Linked DNA regions of Homo sapiens: region 2 is linked to region 1. Evidence: read pairs that join two places in POLR2A ChIA-PET (ENCODE). Cell type or tissue: GM12878. All regions are shown on one strand. Links, peaks and the distances in the headings refer to the core of each region. The heading gives the core; the rest is flanking DNA. Region 1 overlaps INPP4B (inositol polyphosphate-4-phosphatase type II B). Region 2 overlaps INPP4B (inositol polyphosphate-4-phosphatase type II B).

The links. Peaks named below come from ENCODE experiments on the same cell type or tissue, not always from the same donor. Only the 100,000 strongest peaks of a DNase experiment are listed, where the experiment ranks them.
Region 2: POLR2A ChIA-PET joins it to region 1 with 7 read pairs; 4 of 35 experiments call an interaction of 5 or more read pairs at or near these places.

Annotation. Positions count from the first base shown.
Region 1 is chr4:142,564,497-142,580,721 of GRCh38, reverse strand. The region is part of intron 2 of INPP4B (inositol polyphosphate-4-phosphatase type II B); the gene reads left to right. LOC101927613 (a long non-coding RNA gene) reads right to left here. Exons shown (of 3, transcript XR_007058285.1): 1 at 14,532-16,225. Among named protein-coding and RNA genes, the nearest start is that of INPP4B, 270 kb to the left of the region's middle. RefSeq lists an enhancer at 6,105-6,204. In GM12878, for the core only: no CTCF peak of the experiment used is centred there; a DNase peak (open chromatin) is centred at 6,183.
Region 2 is chr4:142,638,696-142,654,920 of GRCh38, reverse strand. All of the region lies in intron 2 of INPP4B (inositol polyphosphate-4-phosphatase type II B), which reads left to right. The region is part of intron 2 of LOC101927613 (a long non-coding RNA gene); the gene reads right to left. Among named protein-coding and RNA genes, the nearest start is that of INPP4B, 200 kb to the left of the region's middle. In GM12878, for the core only: no CTCF peak of the experiment used is centred there; no DNase peak of the experiment used is centred there.

The sequences.
Region 1 (16,225 bases), core at 4,090-9,089:
TAAGTCTTCAAAAATGTCTCAGGCATTTTGGGGGTGGAGGTGAAGCTAATGAGAAAATCTGATTTTCAATACATATTTTGTCTTCTTGTAATATTTGAACACCAAAAATGGACCACATAAACACGTTCTTTGTAACCTGTGTTGGGTTCATTTTTCTGAGTAGAACTAACACCTAGATTTTCACCACAGCTGTCGTGTGAAGTCTTTAATTCTCAGTTCTCTCAAATTAACTATATCTCTTAATTAGAGATTCCTAAGAAAAATTTAACTATTAGAATTATCTCTTCAGATGCATGTTTAAAACAGGAAGTAACATAAAGAGAGAAAATTGTGTGTTGGGTTGTTTCATGTTAAGACTGCTAATATTTGCTGAGCACAATGTGACAGATACTAAGTACCTAACATTGTTTAACTCATGTAATCTACAAATGCAATAACCCTTTGCTGCTTTTGAAGTTAGAAAATTGAATCTTAGCTAGCACAACTAGTAAGTGGCAAAGATGGGATTTGAACCCAAGTATTTTCTCCCCACCCAGTCTTCTAGTCCTGGGGCCTACTTTCTTAACCACAATGCTCTCCTGGGTAATTCCTCTATGTGTCAGCTACTAGATGGCATCAAAAAGAGCTGGACTATTTTCATTCCACAGCTCCCTCCACCCCATTGCCTCTGTACCATATTTTCAAGTCCTCAAATAGAGCGAAGTCTGCGTATCTTCCCTTGGGGGTCTCTGCATTTGCTGGTTTCTATGTATTAGAGTTTCCCAGAGAAACAGAAGCAATAGGATATCTATCTATCTATCTATCTATCTATCTATCTATCTATCTATCTATCTATCTATCTACCTACCTATCTATCTATCTATCCATTCATCCAATCTATCTAATTTATTATAAGGAATTGGCTCATGTGATTTGGAGTCTGGCAAGTCCCACGATTATCTGAGTGAGTCAGCAAGCAGGAGACACAAGAGAGCTAAGAGTTTAATTCTAGTCTGAAGGCTGGCAGTCACGAGACCCAGGAAGAAACATGTTTCCATTCATGTCTGAAGGGGAGAAAAAGCCAATGTCCCATTCAGAGGCAGTCAGGCAGAAAGAATCCTCCATTACTTGAGGGAGGGTCTAACATTTTATTCTATTCACTTCCTCAACTGATTAGATGAGGCCCACTCACATTACAAAGGGCAATCTGCTTTACTAAGCCTACCAATTTAAATGTTAATCTCATCAAAAGCCAGCTGTATAGAAACACCCAGAATAATATTTAACTAAATATCTGGGCACTCCATGGCTTAGTCAAGTTGACACATAAAATTAACTATCATAGTTTGATTCGGAACCACTCTTCTTTCCTTCTTTGCACACTTGTCTCTTTCTTATGCTTTGAATGAGATATTTCTAACTCTGAAAGGCCATCTTTGACCACTCTGTATAAAACAAGTTTCTTCTCCCCTTAATCCACTGACATTATCTCCTTCACAGCATTTATCACTTTTTATAACTCACATTACAAATGAGATATGCATTTATTTGTTTACCTATTTAACACTTGCTTCCCTCCCTACTTCCCCCATTTAAATGTTGGCTGTATGAAAGTAGAGAACATGTAGACTTTGTTTTAGGAACTCTATTCTATTAAATAAATGAACGCAGATGTTCAATACAATATTTAACATGTTAGGTTTAGCAAAATTGTGGTTATGGTTTGTATGTGTGTTTGTCTTTTTTGGTAGAAATAGGCAATAAAACATATTCACTTTTTAGTTACAAGAGACCACAGTAACAGATTCCCTGGGAACTTAAATTTAAGAGGACTATAATTTCTCTCTGAGACTAAAATTTACATGAAAATGTAATAGATCACAGTCAAGATGGTTAAATCACTTTAAAAAGTTGTAGCAGTAAAGTGAGGTCCAATTGTAAGCTCATTCGTGTTGTATTATTTCTAAAGGACAGCATTTGTTAAGGGCTGAAATATGTCCCCCCATTCATATATTAAATCCCTAACCCCCAGTACCTTAGAAGATGACTATATTTGGAGATAAGGGTTGAAAGAGGTGATTAAGTTAAAATGAAGCCATCAGTGTGGCCCCTAATCCAATCTGACTCGTGTCCTTATAAGAAGAGGAAATTTGAACACACAAAGAGAGACCAGGGATGTCTGTGCTCACAGAGGAAATACCATGTGAAGATACATGAAGAAGACAGCCATCTATAAGCCAAGGAGAGAGGTCTCAGGAGAAAACCAACCTGCCAACTCCTTGATTTTGGACTTCTAGCGTCCAGAACTATGAGAGGATAAATTTCTGTTAAGTCATCCCATATTTGATATTGTGTTAGGCAGCCCTAGCAGACTAATACAGCATCTAACAATCAGAGAAAAGTTGGACATTCATAGAAAAATAAGATAGTCACGAGGCAAATCTCATCATTACGGGTTTAAGCATCACTCAAGGAAGAAAGACCACAGCGTGTGTGTATCCATCTTGTTGACAAGATTTTCTGTGATGAAGATGAGATGAATTCATCAGCCAATCTCAGCCTGATGCCCTCACATCTTCAATTTTTGTGTCATTCACAAAATAAACATCATTATGTATATGGCAGACAAACTTCTCAGAAGGCTCCCATAATCCTCAGCTCCGGTATTTGCACCTTTGTGTGGTTTTTCCCTCTCCTAGATTGTGAGTAGAACCTGTGACTTTCTTCCAACCAACAGAAATTGGCAGAAGGACAGGACTCACATGGTTACATGAGTGTAACATGTTAAGTAATATGTGTTTATGTTGCATGAGATGATAGCATCCATCTTGCTGGCATCTCTTTTGCTAGTTTTGAGAAAGTAAACAGCCATGTTAGGGAACCCATGTAAAAAGGAACTGCAGATGACCTCTAGCAGCTGAGGGCATCCGCTGACCAACAGCCAAAAATTGGTGATTTCCAATCAGAATAAGAGAGAAAAAGCCAGCATTTATTAAGTTCAAGGCACTATTCTATATGACGCACAAAAGCAAACTCAATTCTAAAAATGGATACATATATTATGCCCCTTTTACATATGAGAAAAGCTAGCACTGAAGGCTAAAATAACATGTACGTTTTTATAACTGGTAAATGATAAGGCTGGGACTTTTTGCTGACTTTCATATAGCAAAATGTCTTTCACAATACAACCAGTCTCAATCCACGACTCCATGAATTATTTTCTTCTTTCTCTTCCCATTTATATTTCCCCTAATAGACAGAAAAACTCTTCTAGGACAGGAACTGTGTTATGTGATTGTATGTTGTCCATAGAGAATAGCATAGAACTAGACATAAAAAATGAACTAAATTTTTTTGCAGAAAATACATACAATGGTATCTTACTGAGTATCTCTTCCTAATTCTGTCATCAGTGATCTCATGTTGGTAGGCTTGAAATTGGACATGATAGGAGGATTTTCACCACAGACACTGAACACTACACATCAAGGCTTGACTTACTGTTTTCTTGATTATCTAGGTTTAAGAAAATGGTGAACAATATGTTGATCATGCAGATTAAAGGTAAAAGGGTTTAGCAACACAAAAAATGTACATATAGTTGAATTGTAGTTATAGGTTGGTATGGATACAAGAATAGGCAAAAATCTAGGAAAGCATTATTAAGAAATCAGTGACTATATGAAATTTAATAGACTATTGGATACTTTATTACTTGTAAATTATGTGATACCTTTGTATCTGTAAGATTTATAATAAACGTATATACATATTTATGTTTACATGCCTATGTGCATGTGTACATGGACACATCACTCTTATTGCAAGTTACTAGTTTCTTTATAGCTTTTTAAGTAAAATGTTTACAAATAGCATAAACCTTACCGTGGAAAATATAGCACATTCTGTGGATATCTAGAAGGTTTGTTAAATACTGTTATGTTTAAACTGTTCCTTGTATTTGAACATTCTAGATTTGGATTTGATATTTGTATCGTAGTGGGTGTAGAGGGATCAGATGATAAGTTGTAGTGCAAATCCTTGAGTGTCATTGCAAACTACAGGTGTGCTTTTGGTTTAAAAGGTGTAACTGAAAGGGCCTTATAAATGACTGGTGCTTTTTTTCCCCCTTGGAGATATGATTATATGAATTTCTTTTATGGCTTTGGTATTTCTACTTTAAGTTATCTGTAATTATTATCTCCAATTGTCAATAGATATTTCTCATACTATATTTTTTTATATATTATTTTCAAGTGGAATCCATGGTGCAGATAAGGAAGTTAAAAAACATGTTAGGAAAAAAAAATTGGTCATAATGTAGAAAGACATATCTATGATCTTACCAGGTAGATTGCATAATGTTGAGGTAAAAGGCAACTTTTTATTTAAAAAATACCTTTTCTTGAAATGTAAGTGAAGTTGTACTTTGGGCTTAGTAGACACCATTTCCAAGGAATAAACACTTTTATTTCTGCCCTTTACAATTCTGGAACGTTCTGCTACTAGAATGCAATTCTACTAGATCAGGGATGTTTCCCTGCTTTTTTCACTGCCATATCCCAGCATCATGTAAATATTTGGTGCATATTAGAAGCTCAATAAATATTTACTAATTAAATGAATCAGCCCCAGGTAGATATTGAGTGGAAATGCAGCTGTGTTACTCGTAGGCTATTGGGAAATCAATAACGATATCTAGGCTAGTTAAAACACATTTGAACGTGGACTCTACAACGTGGTGTATTTGTAACAGCTATGAAAGGGCACAGGTGGGAATTCAATCTCTTAAATGTAACCTGAGCACAGACAATATGTGGTTTTGCACACAGAACCTTGAGTTACTTGAGTAACTAGGTAGGTGATATTTACAGTAACCAGAGGGTAAAAAGGATGTAATGGTAGAGTGTAATTATCATAGCTTCTTTTTTGTGACATAGCATTGTTTATGTCATATTTGTACTACTTCTGGTTTCATGTCAGCTTTTCAGGAAGATCTGTATTGACATGGGCATGAGATTGAAGCAGATGATACTAGCCAATAATAGTAATATTTATTGAGTGTTTCCAGTATGCCATCCCTGTCCTAAGCACTTTACACTCATCTCATTATCTCATTTAATACGGACGAAGGCTTTGTGAATTACCTATTCTGATTATTTCATCGTGTTGATGAGAAGTGAGGAACTCAGAGGTGTTTACATTATTATTTTTCCTTGTAGAGCTTTTACATTCATGATATAGCAGCAACAGAAATATATGAGACAGATAGTAAGGTATGGTGGAGAAAGTAGAAGGTTTATAGAATTAGCTAATTAATCTTTGTCAACTCACAACCCACCCTGGACCTCAGTCTTCTCATCTGTAAAATGACAACAGGTCTTCAAAATCCTCCGTAGTTTGATAAAACATTTCTATGACTCTTGTTTTGATTTTTTTCTTGAGTGAGTCCATCTATTCTTTCTGTCCAATGGAAACTTTTGTTCTTCATTTCCCCTTTTTTTTTCTTTTTTCCTTTTGTTTGGCCTCTCATCATGATTTCACGGCACTATGGGTCAAATTGGATTTGGGACTGAACTGAGAGCCAAATAACGTGGTTAACATTTCCTAAGGTCAACCATATTTCACAGTAAATTTTCCTTCTTTCGATCCTTATAAGAATTGAAAATCAGTTCAGCTAGTTTAAGGATTCACAGTGCTCTTGTTGGATAGCTCGAGACTCTCAGTGCTAGCGAAATGTTATTTAGGGAAACTGTTCTGGTTTCAACTAAACCTACATTTTCATTCATTCATCCATCCAGGCATTTCCTCACCCAGTCACATAACAAACATGCTCTGAAGCCTGCCTGTGTGAAGCTTCATTCATAGTGGGTCACAACGAGTGTTACCTGCCTTCCCTTTAGGGAGCTGTGCAGCTGAAGGCAGGGCACCACTGTATAAACAAACAAACAAAGGTATGCTAGCATGTTGAAGTAAGTGCTGTATAAGAAGCATGCACTAGTTATTATGGCGATATGAGAAAACTTGCTGAATTCTTACTAAAAGAGTCAGGGAAACTTTATTGAGGAGAAGATATTTGTGTTCAATTCTGACAATTTTGAAAAGTATTCTGTTGACACATTGGTAATTTTCTGTCCCCCAGTGAAAGCATAACAGAAAGTGACGTGAGAACATGGTGTTTCCGGAGAAACTCACTCTGTAAGCTTCAAGTAACTTTCTCTGGCCAGGGTAAGGCTGAAAGTGACTCAAGACAGCATTTAATGTTAGTAGGTCCTAGTCATAATGCCCACATGAGAGAGAAAATAACTGCACAGAATTCTGAAGGAAGAGAGACCATTACGGTCTGTGGCAGTGTGAGGAAGCTTGGAGGGAGTGAGGGATTTTAATTGGACCTTAAGCAGATAGAGGATTGTCAGAGATTTTAGGTCAGGAAACAGAATAAGGAGGCTGAAGAATACACCATGTTGAGATTGCAGAGTACAGAGGAGGAAACCAGTTCCCTCCATGAGTTTGTAACTGTGGAAGACTAGCTTTACTGGAGTGGAAAACTTAGCTGGAAACAGCTGGATATAATGTTGGAAATGGTGAGTCCAAATTTTGTAATGTCTTGAAAGTCTTATTAAGGCTTTTGGTATTGATGAAAGCAACAGTCCAAGAGTTAAATGGTTTGAGTTAGAATTTTAGCAATGGTACTTTTTACCCTTTGACTTCTGTCATGGATAACATCATATTTCCCCATCAGTTTATTTCAGGCAATCAAGTAAAAGAATATATATAATAAAGTAATTTGTATATTATAGAATTCTATGCAAATAAATAGGTACATAAGTAGCCAAGAAGTTTTAAGTAGAGAGATATGAGAAAATTGGAGAATGTAAACTGTCAATAGAATGCAAGGTAGATTTGATAAGGAAGAGATTAAAGTCAGGAAAACAGGCAATGGTGGCAGTAATCCAATATTGCGGAATGTGTTCAGTGGTGTTTTTCGTGACTGTGCTTAAGCTAAACTTGGTCAATGTGTGATTTAGCACAGGGAACCTGTAATGATGTGCTAATTTCCCACCACGCAACTGCATCCTTTTACCAAACTAATATGGCCCAATCGAAAGGTAATAGATGGAGGTTTTTAAAAATGGAATTTGAGGGTGGGAAGCTGACAGATACTCTTTTTTAGCACAGTAAGATTTAGAAACAGGCAATAGAGATCACTTATGTCTGAGCCAGGTATATGATTGATTTTTTGAATTTTCTTCTTTGAGCTAGAAAACCATGATATTCTGACTCAAGAACAAAATTCTCCTCTTCCTGCTGTACTATTTTATGTCTCTGATATGGATGCAAGACCTAAATGGTTGTGGGTCCTTGAGTATGGAAGAGAAGGAACGGTTTTTTAAAAGAAAAAAGGAACTGGGTAGCACAAAGTGCTGTGATGTGGCTTGGCTCTGTGTCCCCACCCAAGTCTCATGTCCAGTGTTGGGTAAGTGACCCGGTGGGAAGTGAATGGATCATGGGGGCGGATTTCTCCCTTGCTGTTCTTGTGATAGCGAGATCTGGTTGTTTAAAGGTATGTGGCACTTTCCCCCTTAGCTCTTGCTCTCTCTCTCTCCCCTGCTCCACCATGGTAAGATGTCCTTGCTTCCCCTTCACCCCTCTGCCATGATTATAAGTTTCCTGAGGTCTCCCAGCCATGCTTCCTGTAGCCTGTGGAAATATGAGTCAATTTAACCTCTCTTCTTCATAAATTACCCAGTCTCAGGTAGTTCTATAAAGAACTATTGTAATACATACAAGATAATTGTGGGGAGAGAAGGATATATATTTATGTATTTATACATCTGTATATTTATATATAATATATAAAAGCATATATATGTATATGTATTCACATCTATTGAGTACCTATTTAATGCTTGTTAGCTATTCATTGAATACTTACTGAATCTCAATTATGGTACTCATAAACATGGAAGATAATTATTGTTTTTCTCACATTGTACAATTAAAGAGGGGTACTGAGAGTGTAAGGATCTAATCAAAGAGTTAATAAGACATCATTAACTTATTATCTTTTATCTGGGAGCATTCTCACCCAGATAAAAAATTCCGTTTTCTGAAAAATCTCGGATCACTAAATCCTTATTCATTTCTCTCTATCCATTCCAATCCTACTACAAACTGAGAATTAAAGTCATTTTCTATAAATAATAACATGCAAATTTCTCACTGATTTGTGCTTTTTTCAAAATATAGTGTTGTGGTTGTTAGAAGCAATGTTGTGGTTGTATTTGGTGTCTTTCCAACTTCCCACCAACTCTTCAGTATCCTTAAGAGACCACTACACCAGTGTCAGTGTAACTTCTCACTTCTTACTGGAGAAGCATTCAGGAATGTAGATACCCCACAGCTCTCTCTGCAGGTGCACCTTGTTCTCAGGTTCTTTCTGTGGGTGACACAAATGTGCCAATGCTCAGCACTTCTCAGGAAACTTGAGGTAAAATCATATCCTTGCACTTTAGCTGTTGAGCAGAATTTCATAGTTTTACATGCCAGTGATACAGAGCTTTATAGACCTAATTGAATTCAACAGCAGAGCAGTGTGACAAGCAATCTTCAAAGACACAAACGGCTTTGGAAAGAGAAGATAAAAGTAATGAGACCTACTACTGACAATCCAAGAAATGAATCTTTAGCATTGGCTGTCTATGGAGCAGCAATATGCAACTGAAGAATGGAAAAAAATGGCGAAATATTCACAAACTTATTTTAGTAACCCTGGTACAAACCAAAAAAGCAATTTATTCATTTATTCGCTGATTTATTTAATTTGCAAATATTTACTGAGTGCTTTCTATATACCAGGCACTGCTAAATACTGAATAACAATATAGCCTTCAAAAATACCAATTGGCTAAAATATGGGTCTCAAAAAAAAATAAATAACTTGTGCTCTGTTTACTTTTGGAATAATCTTATTCAAATTGACTCTTTGCCATTCTTTGCCAAAACCCTCAAAATATCATTTTATTTAATTCTATAATTGTTAGCAAAACTTACTTTTTCATTTTTTGGGACAATGTTTCCAGTCTATAGATAGATGTGAAATAAAATTATTTTTTGCTTTTTTATTGCAAGGAGATAATTATGCTGCTTATGCAAGAATTTATAAAGACTGAGGACATGTAGTAAGAATAAAGTATTGTTATTAAGTGAAACTCAGAACAAAGTTTCTCCGGCATTTATGATTATATATAATCATTACTGGCCTACTTTAAGGATAAATGTTAATCAGTATATGTGAATAATGATTAGCTGACTTCTTTCATATAACCAAATTAAATGGAAGTTAATGGATAGGTTAATTTGCTTGACTACAGTAATCATTTCACTGTATACATGTATATCAAAACATCAAGTTTTACATCTTTACACAAATTTAAAACATTTTTTTAAATTGCTCAGGATAACTAGGTTGCTGGGGTTGTAAGTCAAGGTGTGGGATCCAGATTAAAAATGAGTGGGAGGAAGAGAAGAGAAAAATAAAGGCAGGAGCTGGGTGGATTGGAAGCTTTTCTGGGGGTGCCAAGGCCCTCTTCCTCTTTTCCTCTTCACCTTCTGCCCCACTCCATGCTCTTTTTTTTTTTTTTTTTTTTGAGAAACATGAAAAGACTGAGTGAGGACTCCTGGAATTCTTTGGGATAGTCTCATGAAAGGGTAATTTCATGAGGTAGGGGTAGGGTCATGAAAGGATACTTTTTAATGGGAGCCAGGGAGAAAAACAGCAAGGCAATTATAAGATGCAACCTTAGAATAAGAAAGAAGGTCTGATGGTAGACTTTGGGTTTTTATAGGGTAAAATATTAATATGTCTTAGGGGTGAAAGTGGGGTTGATGAGATGTAGCAAAAAAGAAATTAGGCTTGACATGAAAGGAGAAGGGAAGTAAAATTCATTAACATTAGGGTTGGGTGTGCTACAGGTATGCAATGGGTGGTGAAATCTATGATTCCGAGTTCATCTGAGGTCTGTAAAAGCATTTTGTTATTTGAAAAAAACAGTTAAAATGAGTTAGATTGTTTAAAAATTGCTAACAAATTTTTTTATTCTTCTTTAAATATACTTTAAATGGCTTAATTATAGAGCATCTTCTGGGTGTTAGATTTCTTATCAAGTTCAGAATCAAGTCAGATCGTGCCTTCATGTAGCTTATAGTCAATTGTAGGGTATTATCTCCCCACTCAAATTAACTAAAAATTATTTTTCAACCAAACTTTCCATTTGTATTTTACTCCTTCCCTACCCAATTAAAACACTTTAAGAAATGTTACCCCTATTACTTCCCAATGGAAAAAAAAATACAGTAAAATATTACTTAATTTTTTTATTGTGCTGAAAATTTTCAGTGGCTATAGGAACAAGTGTAATAAGAGCTGTAAGTTAATTTTCAAATGAATGTTCAGGGATTTAAAAAAAGAGGAAGAATATGAGGCTCTTGGGATATGGTTGTTTACCAAGAGAACATATTATTAATGTCATTGAAACTCACTTTATTATTGAGTGTGAAATGAAATACATAAAGAAGCAATGTTAGTTTATTTCTGTTGGTTCATAGACACAGAAAAATGATGTGACTTCTTAAGTATATATTGTTATTCTCAATAGGGAGGCACAAACTAATTTTTCTCTTTAGTTGTGTTTATTCTCTACTTCCTGCATTTTTGGAAGAGGGGTTCTTGTTGATTCTTGCACCTAGCTACTCAACTAAGTCAATAAATTATATTGGAGGAGGAATGGAAGAAAAATAATGTTGATTTTATTTTATTACCTATGTATTTTGTACACACAGAAAATTTATGTATGAGAGGTGGCATTTGTTAAATATATGAATTTTTAATGTATCTAATCACTGTATTCTTTGTCAGTGGTAAGAGGAAAGCATCCTTCATTTTTCATGCGGACCTTTGTTTTATATGAAAGCTTTTCAGGGAAGAAAGCACAAATTCAATGAGCTATCAGAATGCGAATTTGGATGTTAGTGATAACTTTTACATTGCAATGAATCTTCTTAGAATATAATCCTCAATTTTGAGTTATCTATACCTTAGAGAAATTTTTACAACTACATTGCAGAGAAAGGAGCTAATCACCAGCATACACGGTGTCAAGGGTAGAGATCCCGTTAGAGACTGCCTGAGTTTCAGTCCTATCTCTTTTGCCCAGTTTCTCCCTTCTGTAAAGTAGTCATGATAACAGAGTTCACCTCATAGGTTTGTTTGTTATGCAAATTCAGTGATTTAACATTTATGAAACACTTAGAACAGACTTGGCACATGCTTAGCACTACATGGTTGGCTGTTAATAAGCAAAAGCAAGCAAACCACTCCTTTGTGGGGTAGAAACATATTTCAACATAGAGAGGAATATGTTGTTTTTAGCAAAAAAAAAAAAAATCCATGTTTATTTGCAGTGGTAGATATTTTGCATATTCATTTGCTTTTCATTTTTGTGTACTGGTTTCCAATAATGTGATATTTTTATATTATATTTCTTAGATGCTGATATTATCCCCAAAACTTTTGTTTCTACTTTTTTGTAAGGCAGAGAGACAGACTGTGTATGTGTGTACAATTGTGTGCAATGTAGCAAATATTATTTCCCATTATTATTCATACAGGCTAAAAATTTACATAGTATATTTAAGTAATTTGTTAATCTTATCTCTGATTTATCTAAAACATTTTAGGTAAACATCACAATGTTTAGTTTAAATTCTAGTCTCAGCAGTTACATTTGAAAAGGTTAAGTCTTATGACTTGTCAGTATTAATAATCCATTTGCAATTACCATACTAATTTGTTCCATATGCCTATAAAATATTTCTCTGAGCTACTAAATTATCACCTACTGAGAAGTTAAAAATATCTATTTGATACTTTTTCCAACAGAGAAGCAATTCTGCTTCAATCCTGAGTGGCGCTAAATTGTATATTGAAATATATCCTATCAAGTAATATCATCTTTGTAGCTGTTAATTATATCCATGATTATCTAACAGGATTATTAATGTATTTTTTTCTGCTCTCAATATATCAGTGATGGCAAAGAGACCTTATTTTGAGACTTGTCACAGTTCTAATTTGGATATTTTTGGAAAAATACATTAAGTACTCATGTTTCATTAACTTCTTTGGATACTTAGATATGTACATGATATAAAATAAAGTGAATAAGGAAATGGTGATGATAACAATGAAGTCCAATATCTAAATCTTTTCCTTATTTCTTCATTTAATTATTGCTTAAACATTTCTAAATCCTATTTGTATATGAAGAAAAACAAGAAGAGTTCCATGCCAGCAAGCCGATATCTGGGTGATTCAAGCCTTCAGGTAGTTCTGTGGCAGACTTTGGACCTTGGTAAGTTACCAGAAGTGATGAAGTTTCAGGTCTTACAAAGTAAGGCCAGAGTTGGGAAACACCTTGAAAACGAAAGAAACGACTTGAGAAAAAGAACTTCCTTGGTAAGATCAGACTGCTCTTTCTCCCTGTAATTTATAATTCTGTCCAGCAGCAAGTGGAAAAAAAAAAAAGAATAAAAAAAGAAAGGAAAAGGGGAAAGAATAATCAAAGCCAAACTAGAATCAGAGGGAAAGAATGCAGAGGGGAAAGGTTCAGCCTTGAGCTCACAGTCTCTCCCAGTTTAGCTCTGGAACTGTAATCCTTTAATTGAAGCCTTGCTCTGTTCCAAAGCATTCAGCTCTTATTAACAAATCTCATGAACTATTTGAAAAATATGATTGTTTGAGCCAAGCAATGTCTTAGGTAAATTTGTGTTTTAATTGCAAGCAGCTAGAGTATGCCTTGAGACTACTTGAATTGGAAATGGTTTTCTTTTTTTCTTATTCATTTACAGGAGCGTAAGTAAATAAAGAGCAATAATGAAAAACCTTCCTTACAGTATGTAATGAACTCACATTCTTATTTAAGAATGTGATTACTTTGGCTGTGGTGATTTACAAAGTGCTGTGTTTATGTAGGAGATATGCTTTTTAAAGTGTACCTTTTCCCATATGTATATATCTATTTCACTGTTATTACAGGTATCAGAAATAAGAAAAAATATTTATTGAGATAAACTTACTTATTTCAGCATATATTTATTCAACATTTTCATGTATTACCTAAAATGAAGGATACTTCTCTTGTTCATTCTACCTTTTCTACAGAGGGGCTGAGCCTCCCTGCTTCTTTTAACTTCATCATCTTCCTTTATCGGAAGGCTGAAGGGGGAGATAATGAGCTAAAGAACAACTTTCACCACCCACTGGGAGGGAACTACTGGAAGAGTGACTAGTTGTAGTTAGTGATCAGCGACATCTGCCCTGCCCCTCCTTTCCTGTCAGGGCAGCTGTGCTCTCGGACCCAGTGTGTGAAGTGATGGGTCTTCTGCCCACCCTCTGACCTGACCTCAGTTGTGTTGCTGTGTATGGATTCGAATTTATTCAAAGGACGATGTACTTCTACAGTATAGTTATTCAGAATGCAACACTTTTGCCAATTTATATAGGAAATGAAGACCGAAAACTCTAGCTCCTGACTGCTCTTAAAATAGGCTGAGACCTAGTGAAAATTAAATTAATTATACCAATGTCTTTCCCATCTAACCTACATATAAATATTTGAATGTGCAGGATCAGATACCTGATGTGTAAAAGGATAGCGTTTGAGGGGATGGTCTCTGAGATGGACCAGGCTCTGACAGTCAATCACGTGACTATCAAAAACCTTACAAGGCTCTGAACGTAGTCCTTACTTCTATATAAAGCCCAATGGAACTCACAGATGAAAAGAGAGCTTCACTTATTCTTTTGCTTTTTTAAAAAATGAGCTGGTTATAACTTTGCACATAAGTCTAATTGTGCACTTAGAAACTGATAGTAATAGAGGTTTACAGTTCTTTTCAACCTCCTGGAGAGTCCCAATACACACAGAACATTATATGGGCCAAAGAAACTTCTGAACCTAGAAGTGGGGTTTAAATACTGATTGTGCCTTTTACTGGCTTTGTAACACTGGACAAGTTACATATTCTCTGTAAACCAAGTGTCACATCAAAGGCAATCATTCCTATGTGTTATCCCTCTTTCCCAGATAGCAATCTCACCTTTTCTGCTGCCTACTAGACATTCTCTTTAGGATATCTCAATAATACCTTCAAATATCTGCCTGAAACAGAACTCCCTTCTTTGAAAGTACAGGATCACATTCCTTCTGCTTCCATTGACTCACCTTCTGCATAGACACCCAGGTGCCCTGTTTAGTAAATAAGACTCTTTTTTCCCCTCCTTTTACATCTCCTTCACATTCAATGCAAAAATCATTGCCATTATTCTTCATATTATTTCTGTGTTAACTTTCCTTTTCTCCATTTCTATGGCCATTACTCTGGTTGAGATTATTATGACTATGTGCCTGAAATAATGTAATAGATCACTTACAGGCATCAATGCCTTCCATAGCTTTCATTTCCACCCCCTTCATTTTGTATCCTACCTTCTGCTTCCAGTTTAATCTCCTCGAGGCACAGTTTTCATCCTGTCATTTTTCTTCTGTAAAGTCTTTAAATGGATCTCTTTGTGAACTGAATGAAGGCCAAACTGAAAGTGCCTCTAACACATATGAGTGTACGTACGTTGTAAAGTCTTTAAATGGATCTCTTTGTGAACTGAATGAATGCCAAACTGAAAGTGCCTCTAACACATATGAGTGTACGTACGTTGGTGTGTCTCTTATACTAGGTCGATGAGGCTCTGACAGTCAATGCACTTCCTCTGATGTTTTCTCATATTTAAATTCAGTTTTGCATTTTTGGCAAGGATACCAGAAAGTGAGGTTGTGACCTTATCAACATGTCTTATCCGAAGACTCTTGATGTCAATTTATTCCATTACTGAAAATGTTAACTTTGATCACTTGGGGAGGGTGGTGTTTGCCAGATTTCTTCACTACAAAGGCACTATATTTCTTTGTACTCTATAAGTATCTCATGGGAAAATAATTTGAGAGAATTTAAATATCCTGTAATTTATCACACCTTTGCCACTAATTTTAGTATCCGTTAATGATTCTTGCCTGAAACAACTATTACTGTGGTGTTTGCCAAATGGTAATTTTCTGGTTCAATAATTCCTTAACTTAGAAACAAGTTGTAGTTTTATAGTAAGGAAAAGTTTTCTTTTCTCCTTTACTTATTCATTCATTCATTTGTTCACTCACTTATTTGTGTTAGTACAGACACATGAACCCTTACGTTATTCCACAGGTTATAATCCCTTATGATCAAGATTTATTTTGTTATTCAGTGTTTCTGTATTTGACCTTTAGGATCACCAATCAAGTTGGCTACTTTGTCTTTTTGAAATGTGCCTATTCTTTCTTTCTTTCTTTTTAACTCTTTGGTATTTTCTAGCACAAAATATTTCAGGCTCATCTTATTTTTTCTCCTTCAGCCCTGGATTCAGCTGTTTCTCCAAGGAGCCATAGTTTTCTTATATTGGAGAGTGGTATTTAGAAACCAAAGTCTGGGAATCAGCTGGGCTCATTGGTGCAAGGGCATCCAGAATACCTGGCCAGTACTCATGAAAATCGTCAAGGTCATAAAACACAAAGAAAGACTGAGGAACTGTTTCATATTAAAGAACGCTAAGGAAACATGACAACTAAATGCGAAGTGTGTGTTTGGATTGGATCCTGATCCAAAAAAGAGCATTGGTGGAACAATTGGAGAAATTTGAATATGTTCTATAGACTAAGTAATATTCCATATTATATTATAACCTTATATATTTTGTCCATACCAGAGACTGATTTAAGAAAAATCAGTCTTAAATACTGACCTGAAAATAATATGAGAGTGCCTGAGTTACTCCATTTTTTTAAACCACTACTGGACTCCTCCCATTCCCTACAGTAATATTTTTCAAAGTGTGGTCCATGAACAACCTGCATCAGATACTCCAACATTCCATATTAAAAATGTAAAATTTAAAAATTTAAAGCCCAAAGTCTGGGCTCCATCAAAAACTTGCTGAATCTTAATTTATGGGTAAGAGAGTCCTCAAAAGTTCTATTCAGATCATTTTCATGTACCCTACTGTTTGAGGACTACTGGCCTAAGCCTTTATCAATATACTTCAATCCAAGATATTTATGGGAGCCTCCAGTCTTCCATGGTCTGGTTCTTATTA
Region 2 (16,225 bases), core at 6,951-11,950, 71 kb before region 1:
CACAGGGAGTGATCCTCTGTGTATTGGACTGGCTTGGGTATTTGTGTCACTTCATGCTTTGGAACATTATTTTGAAGACAGGATCTGCACCTTATTTACTATTTTAACCACCTCCTTGCTGAACACAGTTCTCAAATATCCTTAAAATTATTTACTGACTTTAATTGAATAATTGAGTTTCAAATTAAAATGGAACTTTGGTCTGACTTTGTTGTCTCCTTGTCTCCTTTGTAATGTTAGATGGAAGAAGCTATTCAGGGAAGGAGTGACTTCCAGCTTTGAAACAAGAACTTTAGAAACTTCAGAAGCATACGGAAAAGGAAACAAGAAAAATGTAATCAAGCAAGCCTCTTGAAATGATACAATAATATAATAGCAGAATTAGATCCACAGAATTTATACAATTAAATCCACAGAGTTTGTAACTATCCTTAAGATCAATTTATTATCACTATGTCTGCAAGGAAGTGTGAAGAGCAGAGGAAAGTGACCAATGCCCTTTATGGTCTCAGTTCTCTAACTCATTTTATGTTTTTTTTTTTTTTTTTTTTTTATACTTTAAGTTCTAGGGTACAAGTGCACAATGTGCAGTTTTCATACATAGGTATACATGTGGCATGTTGGTTTGCTGCACCCATCAACTCGTCATTTACATTAGGTATTTCTCCTAATTCTATCCCTTCCCGAGCCCCCTACCCACTAACAGGCCCTGGTGTGTGATGTTTCCCTCCCTGTGTCTTAAGTGTTCTCATTGTTCAATTCCCACCTGTGAGTGAGAACATGTGGTGTTTGGTTTTCTGTCTTTGTGACAGTTTGCTGAGAATGATGGTTTCCAGCTTCATCCATGTCCCTACAAAGGACATGAACTCATCATTTTTTATGGCTGCATAGTATTCCATGGTGTATATGTGCCACATTTTCTTAATCCAGTCTATCATTGTTGGACATTTGGGTTGGTTCCAAGTCTTTGCTATTGTGAATAATACCACAGTAAACATATGTGTGCATGTGTCTTTATAGTAGCATGATTTATAATCCTTTGGGTATATACCCAGGAATGCGATCGCTGGGTCAAATGGTATTTCTAGTTCTAGATCCTTGAGGAATTGCCACACTGTCTTCCACAATGGTTGAACTAATTTACACTCCCACCAATAGTGTAAAAGCATTCCTATTTCTCCACATCCTTTCCAGCACCTGTTGTTTCCTGACATTTTAATGATTGGCATTCTAATTGGTATGAGATGGTATCTCATTGTGGTTTTGATTTGCATTTCTCTGGTGACCAGTGATGATGAGCATTTTTTCATGTGTCTGTTGGCTGCATGAATGTCTTCTTTTATGAAGTGTCTGTTCATATCCTTTGCCCACTTTTTGATGGGGTTGTTTTTTTCTTGTAAATTTGTTGGAGTTCTTTGTAGATTCTGGATATTAGCCGTTTGTCAGATGGGTAGATTGCAAAAATTTTCTCCCATTCAGTAGGTTGTCTGTTCACTCTGATGGTATTTTATTTTGCCGTGCAGAAGCTCTTTAGTTTAATTAGATCCCATTTGTCAATTTTGGCTTTTGTTGCCATTGCTTTTGGTGTCTTAGTCATGAAGTCCTTGCCCATGCCTATGTTCTGAATGGTATTGCCTAGGTTTTCTTCTAGGGTTTTTATGGCTTTAGGTGTAACATTTAAGTCTTTAATCCATCTCAAATTCAGTTTTGTATAAGGTGTAAGGAAGGGATCCAGTTTCAGCTTTCTGCATATGGCTAGCCAGTTTTCCCAGCACCATTTATTAATAGGGGATCCTTTCCCCATTTCCTGTTTTTGTCAGGTTTGTCAAAGATCAGATGGTTGTAGATGTGTGGTGTTATTTCTGAGGACTCTGTTCTATTCCATTGGTCTATAAATCTGTTTTGGTACCAGTACCATGCTGTTTTGGTTACTGTAGCCTTGTAGTATAGTTTGAAGTCAGGTAGCATGATGCCTCCAGCTTTGTACCTTTTGCTTAGGATTGTCTTAGGATTGTCTTGGCAATGCAGGCTCTTTTTTGGTTCCATATGAACTTTAAAATAGTTTTTTCCAATTCTGTGAAGAAAGTCATTGGTAGCTTGATGGGGATGGCACTGAATCTATAAATTACCTTGGGCAATATGGCTATTTTCACAATATTGATTCTTTCTATCCATGAGCATGGAATGTTCTTCCATTTGTTTGTGTCCTCTTTTATTTCGTTGAGCAGTGGTTTGCAGTTCTTCTTCAAGAGGTCCTTCACATCCCTTGTAAGTTGGATTCCTAGGTATTTTATTCTCTTTGTAGCAATTGTGAATGGGAGTTCACTCATGATTTGTCTGTTTGTTATTGGTGTTTAGGAATGTTTGTGATTTTTGCACATTGATTTTGTATCCTGAGACTTTGCTGAAGTTGCTGATCAGCTTAAGGAGATTTTGGGCTGAGTTGATGGGGTTTTCTAAATATACAATCATGTCCTCTGCAAACAGGGACAATTTGACTTCCTCTTTTCCTAATTTAATACCCAAATTTCTTTCTCTTGCCTGATTGCCCTGGCCAGAACTTCTAACAGTATGTTGAATAGGAGTGGTGAGAGAGGGCATTCTTGTCTTGTGCTGGTTTTCAAAGGGAATGCTTCCAGTTTTTGCCAATTGAGTGTGATATTGGCTATGGGTTTTTCATAAATAGCTCTTATTATTTTGTGATACATTCCATCAATACCTAGTTTATTGAGAGTTTTTAGCATGAAGGGCTGTCGAATTTTGTCGAAGGCCTTTTCTGCATCTATTGAGATAATCATGTGGCTTTTGTCATTGGTTCTGTTTACGTGATGGATTACGTTTATTGATTTGTGTATGTTGAACCAGCCTAGGATACCAGGGATGAAGCTGACCTGATAGTGGTGGATAAGCCTTTTGATGTGCTGCTGGATTGAGTTTGCCAGTATTTTATTGAGGATTTTTGTATCGATGTTCATCAGCGGTATTGGTCTAAAATTCTTTTTTTGTTGTGTCTCTGCCAGGCTTTGGTATCAGGATGATGCTGGCTGCATAAAATGAGTTAGAGAGGATTCCTTCTTTTTCTGTTGATTAGAATAGTTACAGAAGGAATGGTACCAGCTCCTCTATGTACATCTCATAGATTTCAGCTGTGAATCTACCAGGTGCTGGACTTTTTTTTGGTTGGTAGGCTGTTAATTATTGCCTTAATTTCATAGTCTGTGATTGGTCTATTCAGAGATTCGATTTCTTCCTGGTTTAGTCTTGGGAGGGTGTATGTGTCCAGGAACTTATCCATTTCTTCTAGATTTTCTAGTTTATTTGCGTAGAAATGTTTACAGTATTCTCTGATGGTAGTTTGTATTACTGTGGGATCGGTGGTGATATCCCCTTTATCAGTTTTTATTGCATCTATTTGATTCTTCTCACTTTTCTTCTTTATTATTCTTGCTAGTGGTCTATCAATTTTGTTGATGTTTTCAAAAATCCAGCTCCTGGATTCATTTATTTTTTGAAGAATTTTTTATGTCTCTATCTCTTTCAGTTCTGCTCTGATCTTAGTTATTTCTTGCCTTCCACTAGCTTTTGAATTTGTTTGCTCTTGCTTCTCTAGTTCTTTTAATTTTGATGTTAGCTGTCAATTTTAGATCTTTCCTTCTTTCTCTTGCAGGCATTTTAGTGCTATAAATTTTCCTCCAAACATGGCTTTAGCTGTGTCCCAGAGATTCTGGTACATTGTCTCTTTGTTCTCATTGATTTCAAATAACATTTTTATTTCTTCCTTAATTTTGTTATTTACTCAGTAGTCATTTAGGAGCAGGATTTCAGTTTCTATGTAGTTGCACAATTTTGAGTGAGTTTCTGAATCCTGAGTTCTAATTTGATTGCACTCTGTTCTGAGAGACTGTTTGTTGTGATTTCTGTTCATTTGCATTTGCCAAGGAGTGCTTTACTTCCAATTATGTGGTCAATTTTAGAAGAAGTGTGATGTGGTGCTGAGAAGAATGCATATTCTGTTGATTTGGGCTGGAGAGTTCTGTAGATGTCTATTAGGTCCGCTTGATCCAGAGCTGTGTTCAAGTCCTGGATATCCTTGTTAACCTTCTGTCTCGTTGATCTGTCTAATATTGACAGTGGGGTGTTAAAATCTCCCATTATTCTTGTGTGGGTGTCTAAATCTCTTTGTAGATCTCTAAGGACTTGCTTTATGAATCTGGGTGCTCCTGTGTTGGGTGCATATATATTTAGGATAGTTAGCTCTTCTTGTTGAATTGATCCCTTTACCATTGTGTGATGGCCTTCTTTGTCTCTTTTGATCTTTGTTGGTTTCAAGTCTATTTCATCAGAGACTAGGATTGCAACCCCTGCCTTTTTTTTTTTTACTTTCCATTTGAAGGTAGATCTTCCTTTATCCCTTTATTTTGAGCCTATATGTGTCTCTGTACCTGAGATGGGTCTCCTGAATACAGCACACTGATGGGTCTTGACTCTTAATCCAATTTGCCAGTCTGTGTCTTTTAATTGGGGCATTTAACCCATTTACATTTAAGGTTAATATTGTTATGTGTGAATTTGATCCTGTCATTATGATGTTAGCTGGTTATTTTGCCTGTTAATTGATGCAGTTTCTTCATAGCATCAATGATCTTTACAATTTGGCATGTTTTTGCAGTGGCTGGTACCAATTGTTTCTTTCCATGTTTAGTGCTTCCTTCAGGAGCTCTTGCAAGGCAGGCCTGGTGGTGACAGAATCTCTCAGCATTTGCTTGTCTGTAAAGGATTTTATTTCTCCTTCTCTTATGAAGCTTAGTTTGGCTGGATGTGAAATTCTGGGTTGAAAATTATTTTCTTTAAGGATGTTGAATATTAGCCCCCACTCTATTCTGGCTTGAAGGGTTTCTCCTGAGAGATCCACAGTTTGTCTGATGGGCTTCCCTTTGTGGGTAACCCAACCTTTCTCTCTGGCTGCCCTTAACATTTTTTCCTTCATTTCAACCTTGGTGAATCTGACAATTATGTGTCTTGAGGTTGCTCTCCTCGAGGAGTATCTTTGTGGTGTTCTCTGTGTTTTCTGAATTTGAATGTTGGCCTGCTTTGCTAGGTTGGGGAAGTTGTCCTGGATAATATCCTGAAGAGCGTTTTTCAACTTGGATCCATTCTCCCCATCACTTTCAGATATATCTATTAAACATAGATTTGGTCTTTTCACATAGTCCTGTATTTCTTGGAGGTTTTGTTCATTTCTTTTTACTCTTTTCTTCTCTAACCTTTTCTTCTCACTTCATTTCATTAATTTGATCTTCAATCACTGATACTCTTTCTTCCACTTGATGAAATCAGGTATTGAAGCTTATGTATGCATCACGAAGTTCTTGTGCCATGGTTTTTAGCTCCATTTAAGGTCTTCTCTACACTGTTTATCCTAGTTAGCCTTCCATATAACCTTTTATCAAGGTTTTTAGCTTACTTGCAATGGGTTTGGACATGCTTCTTTAGCTCGGAGAAGTTTGTTATTACCGACCTTCTGAAGCCTACTTCTGTCAACTTGTCAAAGTCTTTCTCTCTCCAGCTTTGTTCCATTGCTGGCAAGGAGCTGAGATCCTTTGGAGGAGAAGAGGCACTCTGGTTTTTAGAATTTTCAGCTTTTCTGTTCTAGTTTCTCCCCATCTTTGTGGTTTTATCTACCTTTGGTCTTTGATGTTGGTGACCTACAGGTGGGGTTTTGGTGTAGATGTCCTTTTTGTTGATGTTGGTACTATTCCTTTCTGTTTGTTAGTTTTCCTTCGAACAGTCAGGTCCCTCAGCTGCAGGTCTGTTGAAGTTTGCTGGAAGTCCACTCCAGACCCTGTTTGCCTGGGTATCACCAGCAGAGGCTGCAGAACAGCAACTATTGCAGAACAGCAAAAATTGCTGCCTGATCCTCCCTCTAGAAGCTTTGTCCCAGAGGGGCAGCCACCTATATGAGGTGTCTGTCGGCCCCTACTGGGAGGTATCTCCCCATTTGGCTACACAGGTGTCAGGAACCCACTTGAGGAGGCATTCTGTCCATTCTGAGAGCTCAACCACCATGCTGGGAGAACTACAGCTGTCTTCAGAGCTGTCAGACAGGGACGTTGCTGCCTTTTGTTCAACTATGAACAAAAAAGAAGCTGTCTGCTGCCTTTTCTTCAGCTATGTCCTGCCCAAAGAGGTGGATTCTATAGAGGCAGTAGTCCGTGCTGAGCTGTGGTGGGCTCCGCCCAGCCCAGTTTGAGCTTCCTGGCCACTTTGTTTACCTACTCAAGCCTCAGCAATTGCGGACACCCCTCCCCCAACCAGGCTGCTGCCTCGCAGTTTCATCTCATATTGCTGCACTGGCAGTGATTAAGGTTTCGTGGGTGTGGGACCCACTGAGCCAGGCATAGGAGAGAATCTCCTTGTCTGCTTGTTGCTAAGACCTTGGTAACAGCACAGTATTCATACAGGAGTGTCCTGTTTTTCCAGGTACAGTCTGTCACAGCTTCCCTTGGGTAGGAAAGGGAAATACCCCAACCCCTTGTGCTTCCTGGGTGAGGCAATACCCCACCCTGCTTTGGCTCACCCTCCATGGGCTGCACCCACTGTCCAACCAGTCCCTGTGAGATAAACCAGGTACCTCAGTTGGAAATGCAGAAATCACCCATCTTCTGCATCGATCATGCTGGGAGCTGAAGACCAGAGCTGTTCCTATTTGGCCATCTTGGAAGGCACTTTCATATTTTTCTGCTAACCTATGCCAATGCAGTTTCATAGCCTTGCAGTGGAGGCAAATGTTACTTAGGGAAACTAACCCAGGAAATACTTTTTTGTGGAGGAGATGGTGAAGAGAAGCAGTGAGTTCCTTTCTAAGAAATTAATTTTAACTCGTTTCAGATTTTGTGTCATTTGGAAGTTTAGAGTTGAACTCGGATTGAATGGTGGAGGAAAAGAGAAAGAGAACGAAAAGGAGGAGGAAATGTGCATGTACACAGTCAATCAACTGATAGTCACTTACTACAAACGGTGGAAAACAACGGTAGAACAAAAGAAAGTAACCTTCATTAGCATCTGCTTTGGGCAAAGCCCTGAGCGTGATGCTTTATATCTGCAGTCTTACTTGATTCTTACATTAATCAGCATGGGAGATATCATTACCTCCAAATTGCCTGTAAGAAAACTGGAGAAGTAATTTGCTTCAGCTGACTATGCTGATAAGGGAAAGAGGGGATTAGAATTCAGATCCGTTTCAATGTTCATGCCCTTTTAGCTGCACTGTGCTCCCTCTCTCTAGCTAGGTATTTTTGAATTTACTGGTCTCACACATGGTTATCAGCAAGCAGGGAAGAAAGAAAACACCTCTGGGGACACTGTCTATTTCTCCACACACAATTGGGCAGGCGTTAGGCACCATTGTGGTGGGTGAGCATTGTCTTCCATCCCCTCAAGTTATCATTGATGGCCTTTTCACTCTTTGTTGGCATACTTCTTCCTTCATGCCCTCTATCTTCTTGTACCAATAAAAATAGGAAAGGGTTGGTGTCAGGCATTATATGCGCAGGTTTCAATCCTTGCATTAACTGAATTTCATTTCCAAATTATTATTTTTAAAGTAATACATGTGCTTAGTTAAAATTTACCTGAAGATACAACAACAATGATAAAAAACCAGTAGGCCCTGCTCTACCCTTCCTGGACCCTGATTCTCATGTTTCTGAGGGAAATATGGTCAACTGCTTCAGCCATTTATTTTGGTATTTTCTTCTTTTTTCCTTAGTAACAGGCCTACTCAGCTGCATCTTTATTTATGCTCTTAATTTTAAGCATTATCTATTAACTTCTCTTTATGGAAAATTATCCTTATTTAGGCCCAAGATTTTCCCCTATACAAAAATTTTTATCCACCAGTAAAGTTATAATTACAGTCCTCAGTGAAATCATTGTATTGTGTTTACAGTTTAACATGTTGCTCACAGGTGAGCCACCTAGTATGTTAAAATTTCATTCCTTTTTGTGTAAATCTTTCTATTTTCCTTGGTGTTAATAACTGCTGTGTTTGGTTTGCTTAGTTTTGTATGGTCCAAACTTCTCAAGAGCACCCTTGCTCCTTAGAGAGGGCCTTCCTGGAGCACTCTGTCCTGGTTTCAATCTAGATTGGTTACTTTCTACACCTGAAGTCCAGTGGTCCTGCAATTTCCTCTCCCTGAGGGATTTCTTTGCACTTTTCTTTGTTGCAATTCCTGTTACCTGAACCTGTCATGTTCTGCATTTTTTGGTTTATGCTTTCATTGGTGAAACACATTCTCCATTATTTTTTTAATAAATGGATACTTAGGAAGTAAAGCCTTTGAATTCTGACATGTCTGAAAGTGTCAACATTCTGTCCTCATAATCAACTGCCAGTGTGGCTAGGACTAAAACATTTTTTCACAGAGTTTTGAAAGTATCACTTCATGGCATTGGAAGGTGTTTCTTCTAACATTCCAATATTGCTATAAAGAAATCTGATACTATGCTGATTTTGGATCTTTTGCCTGTAATCTTTTTTTCTTGTTTTTCTTCTTCTTTTTTAAAAATAGGATCTTCTTTGTAGCTGATAGTCTAAAAATATTATAATGACTTACTTTGATGTAGATTTCTGTTCATTCTCTGTGTTAGGCTGTTAGTTGTGTTAGTTTCTTGTGTTGATGTTTAAAATTTTTTTAAAAATCAACTTCATTGAGATATAATTTACATACAATAAAATGCACCAACATTAAAAATACCATCCAGTGGTTTTGATAAATGTATATACTCATATAACTATGACTACAAACAAAATATAGCAAGGGTCCATCATCCAAAAAGGTGCTCTTGTTCTCCTTTGCAGTCATCCTTCAGTTTACCCTGGCCACAGGATACTACTGATCAGGTTTCTGTTACTATAGAATCACTAACTGCATATTTGGGTCTCTTTCTGATTGTATAACACAGGTCTCTGTATTTTCATTAAAGTCCCAGCCTATGAAAATGTGTTAGTTTCTCTCTTCCTAAAAAGGATCTTTCATTTTTCTTATTTCTTCCTCCTTGTCGCTGCTTAACTTCTCAAGATGAGTCAATGCTTACAGTATTAATTAGGCCAGGTTCCATTTTGGGGGGAAAAAAGAAACCAAAATGGCAGTGGCTTATAGATAGAGTTTATTTCTGCCTTATGTAACAGTGTGAACAAGAATTCAACAGCTGATATAACCGTTCCAATGGCAGGAACTCAGACTCCTTTTATCTCATTGTTTTGCCAGCCTTAACATCCGGCTTCTGCCTCGTGGGCTAAAAATATCTCTGCAGCTCAACTCCTCATGGCTGTTTTTCTAAAAGTGGGAAGGGGAGAAGAGGATGTGGATAGCACAGAAGTTGCAAACATCACATTCTATTGGCCAAAATTTAGACACATGGCCACACATAACTGCAAGGAAGAGTGAGAAATATAGACTTATTAGGAAAGGCACATATCCAGCTAAATTTAGGGGTTTTATACTAAAAGAAAAAGGAAGAATGGATATTTGGAAACAAATTAATGCCTCCACTGCCTTGATTTCTGCTCAATTTTTTTCTGACTTCTGCCTCTACTGTTGTACTGACATTATCCATCCTAAGAGAACCTCTACATCCTAATGGTCAAATCATATGACTGCTTTTCAGTTGATAGAGCATTTCTTTTATTAAAATTTTGTCCAATTCTATTGATTATAAATTTTCTGAAACTCATTATCATCATTTACAAATGTCCTTACTTTTTGTATTGTTTAAATTGTGAGACAGAATTTAAAATTAACAAATGAGTCTTATTATTTAATACCTCTGTATATTTTTGTTTGTTGATGACTAGTAGCATACACTGTCAACAAAGCTTTAGATACATCTTGATTTTTAGTAATTATAGAATCAGATCTTAACATGTACTTTTTCTTTCTCCATAGAATAAATTAATACATAAAGCTAAGATGTTTGAGATGTTTCTCTTTGCTTTTTTTTTTTTTTTTTTTTTGAGATGGAGTCTTGCTCTGTCACTCAGGCTGGAGTGCAGTGGCCTGATCTTGGCTCACTGCAAGCTCTTCCACCACCCAGGTTCAAGTGATTCTCCCTGCCTCTGGGATTACAGGGACCTGCCACTACACTGTGCCAATTTTTTTTTTTTTTTTTTTTTTTTTTTAAGTAGAGATGGGGTTTTGCCATGTTGGCCAGACTGGTCTTGAATTTCTGACCTTAGGTGATCCGCCCAGCCCACCTCAGCCTCTCAAAGTGCTGGGATTACAGGCATGAGCTGCTGCACCTGTCCTCTTTGCTCTTTAAATTCAGTCACAGAATGAATAAAAATTTTTCCTGGAACTGAATGTTCTGTCACTGAAGTTAACTAAAGCTAGTTGACAATAATACCATTTTAATCACCAAAGTTTGGCAAAATAAAAAAATCCTGTCTTAAAGTTTTAGTAATCTAAGCAGAAGCCATTATCCCCTGATATAATTTCATATCTCTTTTTGGCTCATAATTTGAAAGATCTTGAGATAATCAGACTACAGTGATCCTGACAGGATAAGTGGAAACAGGTCTTCTTTCCTCCTTCTCGCCCTCCTCCTCCTCCTCCTTCTCCTCCTCTTCCTTCTCCTCCTCCCCCACTCCTCCTCCTCCTGACCCCCTTCCTTCTCTTTCTCCTCCTTCTCCTTCTTATTTTATTTTATTTTATTTTTTTTTTGAGACAGTCTCACTCTGTCACCTATGCTGCTGGAGTGCAGTGGTGTAGTCACAGCTCACTATAGCCTCCAACCCTTGGGCTTAAGTAATATTCCTGCTTGTCTCCCAAGTAGCTAGGACTATAGGCACCTGCCACCACACCTGGCTAATTTTTTTAGTTTTTGTAGAAATGGGATCACGCAATGTTGCCCAGGCTAGTCTGGAACTCCTGGCCTCAAATGATCCTCCTGCCTCAGCCTCCCAAAGCACTGGGATTACAGGCATGAGCCACTGCACCCAGCTCCAGATATTCTTATGCGGGGAGTTGATGTAGCTTTCCACTATTGTTTCAGTTTTCTTGATCATGCTCTGTTCTGGTGTGATTCCGAATGGAAAAATGCCATTCAGCACCATACTTACTATTTAATAATTTGTTTCTTTAAGCTTTTAAAATTGTATGAAATCCTCACTTAAACCTCTGCCCAATTAGCTATTAAGTATTTTCATGGTAAGCTTTGAAGAAGGTACAGGCAAATATGGCTGAGCTGGTTATATTCCAAACAATGAAGTGAGATGAACACTGAACAAGGAGCTGTTACAGAGTTATCTTTTTCAAAAAAAGTTGAAATATAGCAAAATATAGAAAAATTCATAAAACAAAAAGCTTTCTCCTCAATGATTTATCAAAGTGAACACCCCTGCAACCATCATCAGGTCAAGATTGCCAGCGCATTAGAGGCTTGCTTTCACCTCCACTGAATTGCTCCCCTCCTTAAATGTAATCATTACCATTACTTTGTTTTATTCACATCTTTTGTTTTTCTTTATAGTTTTACTGGATAAGTATGTATCCCTAAATCACTTTATACAGCACTTTCTGTTTTTATCTTCCCTGTATATAAATATTATAAAGCATACACTATTCTTGTCTATCTTGTTTTTTTCCACAGTTTTTACAATATTCATCATGTTGTTGTGAGAAGTAGTTTTTAAAATTTTTGGCCCTGTTTGCAGATGGCATGATTGTATATTTAGAAAACCCCATCATCTCAGCCCAAAATCTCCTTAAGCTGATAAGTAACTTCAGCAAAGTCTCAGGATACAAAATCAACGTGCAAAAATCACAAGCATTCTTATACACCAATAACAGACAAAGAGAGAGTCAAATCATGAGTGAACTCCCATTCACAATTGCTTCAAAGTGAATAAAATACCTAGGAATCCAACTTACAAGGGATGTGAAGGACCTCTTCAAGGAGAACTACAAACCACTGCTCCATGAAATAAAAGAGGACACAAACAAATGGAAGAACATTCCATGCTCATGGATAGAAAGAATCAATATTGTGAAAATGGCCATACTGCCCAAGGTAATTTATAGATTCAATGCCATCCCCATCAAGCTACCCATAACTTTCTTCACAGAATTGGAAAAAACTACTTTAAAGTTCATATAGAACCAAAAAAGAGCCCGCATCACCAAGTCAATCCTAAGCCAAAAGAACAAAGCTGGAGGCATCACGCTACCTGACTTCAAACTATACTACAAGGCTACAGTAACCAAAACAGCATGGTACTGGTACCAAAACAGAGATATAGACCAATGGAACAGAACAAAGTCCTCAGAAATAATACCACACATCTACAACTATCTGATCTTTGACAAACCTGACAAAAACAAGCAATGGGGAAAGGATTCCCTATTTAATAAATGGTGCTGGGAAAACTGGCTAGCCATATGTAGAAAGCTGAAACTGGATCCCTTCCTTATACCTTATACAAAAATTAATTCAAGATGGATTAAAGGCTTAAATGTTGGACCTAAAACCATAAAAACCCTAGAAGAAAACCTAGGCAATACCATTCAGGACATAGGCATGTGCAAAGACTTCATGTCTAAAACACCAAAAGCAATGGCAACAAAAGCCAAAATTGACAAATGGGATCTAATTAAACTCAAGAGCTTCTGCACAGCAAAAGAAACTACCATTAGAGTGAACAGGCAACCTACAGAATGGGAGAAAATTTTTGCAATCTACTCATCTGACAAAGGGGTAATATCCAGAATCTACAAAGAACTCAAACAAATTTACAAGAAAAAAACAAACAACCCCATCAACAAGTGGGCGAAGGATATGAACAGACACTTCTCAAAAGAAGACATCAATGCAGCCAACAGACACAGAAAAAAATGCTCATCATCACTGGTCATCAGAGAAATGCAAATCAAACCACAGTGAGATATCATCTCACACCAGTTAGAATGGCAATCATTAAAAAGTCAGGAAACAAGAGGTGCTGGAGAGGATGTGGAGAAATAGGAACACTTTTACACTGTTGGTGGGACTGTGAACTAGTTCAACCATTGTGGAAGTCAGTGTGGTGATTCCTCAGGGATCTAGAACTAGAAATACCATTTGACACAGCCAAATCATTACTGGGTATATACCCAAAGGACTATAAATCATGCTGCTATAAAGACACATGCACACGTATGTTTATTGCAGCACTACTCACAATAGCAAAGACTTGGAACCAACCCAAATTGTCCAATGATAGACTGGATTAAGAAAATGTGGCACATACACACCATGGTATACTATGCAGCCATAAAAAAGGATGAGTTCATGTCCTTTGTAGGGACATGAATGAAGATGGAAACCATCATTCTCAGCAAACTGTCGCAAGGATAAAAAACCAAACACCGCATGTTCTCACTGATAGCTGGGAACTGAAAAATGAGAACACTTGGACACAGGAAAGGAAACATCACACAACGGGGCCTGTTGTGGGGTGGGGGGAGGGGGTAGGGATAGCATTAGGTGGTATACCTAATGTAAATGACGAGTTAATGGGTGCAGCACACCTACATGGCACATGTATATATGTGTAACAAACCTGCACATTGTGCACATGTACCCTAGAACTTAAAGTATAATAAATATATATAAAATGAAAAAAATAAAAGTTTTGGTGCTGTATAGCATTTTCTTGTATGAATAGACCACATTTTAGCAATCTAGTAGTTTGTTGATGAATATTTGCTGTTTCAGTTGTTTCCAGTTGTGACAATTACAGACAGTGCTGCTGTAACATTCTTGTGCATGTCTCTTGGGGCTCGTGTATGTGCATTTATGATAGTATTATACCTAGGAGTGCAATTATTACATCTTAGGTTATGTTTACCTGCAACGTTAGCAGATATTGCCAAACAGTTTTCCAAAATGATACTGATTTATATTCCTATCAGCAGCAGTAAGTCAGAGTTCTTACTACTTCACATCTTCATCCAAATTTGTGATTCAAAGCCTTTTTAAATTTTAGCCAATCTGCTGAGTGTCTAGCAGTATCTCATTATAGTTTTAATTAGCATTTCCATGATTATTAATGAGCTTGAGTACTTTTTCATATGATTATTGACAATTTGGCTATCTTTTTTTTTTGAAAATGCTTTTCAAAGTCCCTTGACCTTTTTTCTATTATGTTGTCTATTTTAATTGTTAGGAATTATTGGTTGTATGTGTTGCGAATGTCTTATCTAGCTTTCTGACTTGCCTCTTTACTGTCTTAATGTGAACCTTGATAAATAAAAATTTTTAATTTATCTCTAATTTCTTTATGTTTGGTGCTTTTTAAATTCTTGTAAGGAATTTTTCCCTTTGCTAAATTGTTGATGTTATATCCCTGTATATTATATTTTAGGACCTTTGCTATTTTAAATTTTATATTTAGATATTTTTTATATCAGTATCCAACTGTCCTAGTACAAATAGTGAAAATAATCATTACCCTACAGCTCTACAGTGTCAACTTCCTCATAATTCAACTATCCATATATTAATTATTCCATTTATTCCACTTACCTATTCATTTGTGCCTTGTACCAGTACCACATAATTTTAATTACTGTAGGTTTTTAATAAGTCTTAATTTCCAATAGAGCAAGTCATCTTACCTTGTCCCTTTTTTTCAAGAGCATTTTGGTTATTTCTTTGCATTTTCATTTATGTTTCTAAATTAGTTTGTTAGGTACCATTGGAATATCTGTTAGTGCTCTTATTAAGATTGCATTGAATTGTAGAAAATATGACATTCGGTCTAGTTTGCCTAGTACAGTCACAGTTTACACCTGTTGCCCTCGTATCCTTTCTAGGTTAGTATTCCTATGAGGTTTTTCACCTTTTCACTATTCATATTATTACTGAATTATGATAAGCTAGAAAGGGTATACCTCACTTTGTAATTCTAGCTTCTGCATGGTCACATCTAGAAGTAGTAGTACCATTTGTTGAAAAGATTATCTTTTCAACTAAAGTAGATGAGATACATGGGTAGTGAACAGAATTTTCACTTTTACTTATGGTTTAATTGGAAAACTGACCAGCAATGATCCGCCTCTTTTTATCAATCTTTTTCTGTCACAATGCTAATAATACCTCTCATTCAAAGGCAACAAGCAGAATGCTTGTTGATGAACTGAACTCAAACACGAAGAGCTAGGAGTAGCTAACTCATTTTGATTTAGGGTCGTGGCAGAAAATTATTTGATTTTGCTGTCTCTGCAAAGCCGCCTGCCTGTGCCTTTGGTTTATCTAACAAATTCTGCCTTATGAAAATATTTGTCAAAAAAAAAGTGCTCTTCAAAGTGGCAGAGTCAATATTTATAAAAATATTTGGATATAGGTATTTTAATAAACAACTCTATGCCAAAAAATGTGATAACCTAGATGAAAAGGACCAATTACTACAAAGACACAATCTGCCAAAACTCACACAAGAAGAAATAGACAATCTGAATAAACCTATTTAATCAATAATTAACAACCCATTAAAACAGAAAGTTTTAGTACCAGATGTATTCTGCCAAACATTCAAGAAAAAAATTATATCAATTCTCTACAATCACATTCAGATGGTAGAAGCAGAGTACTTTCTAACTCATTCTATTAGGTCAGAATTACCTGAATATTAAAGCCAAAGATATTACAAAAAAAGCAACTTACAGACCAATACCTCTTATGAACACAGATGCAACAAAATACTAAGAAATCAAATCCAGTAATGTATAAAAATAATTATATACCACAACCAAGTGGCATGATCCCACGTATACAAGGCTAGGTCAGCATTCAAAAAACAGTCAATGTAATTCAACACTTCAGCAAGGTAGGAGAAAAACCATATGATCATGTCATTAGATGCCAAAACAAAAAAATTTGACTAAACTCCAACACCCATTCATGATAACAACTTTCAATAAACCAAAAATATTAGGAAACATCATCACTTGATTAAGACTATCCACAAAAAAGCCTATAGGCAGCATCATACTTAATGGTGAAAACGAGAAGCTTTTCCATTAAGAATAGACAACTAGGCCGGGCATGGTGGCTCATGCCTGTAATCCCAGCACTTTGGGAGGCCAAGGTGGGTGGATCACGAGGTCAGGAGATCGAGACCATCCTGGCTAACATGGTGAAACCCCGTCTCCACTGAAAAATACAAAAAATTAGCCGGACATGGTGG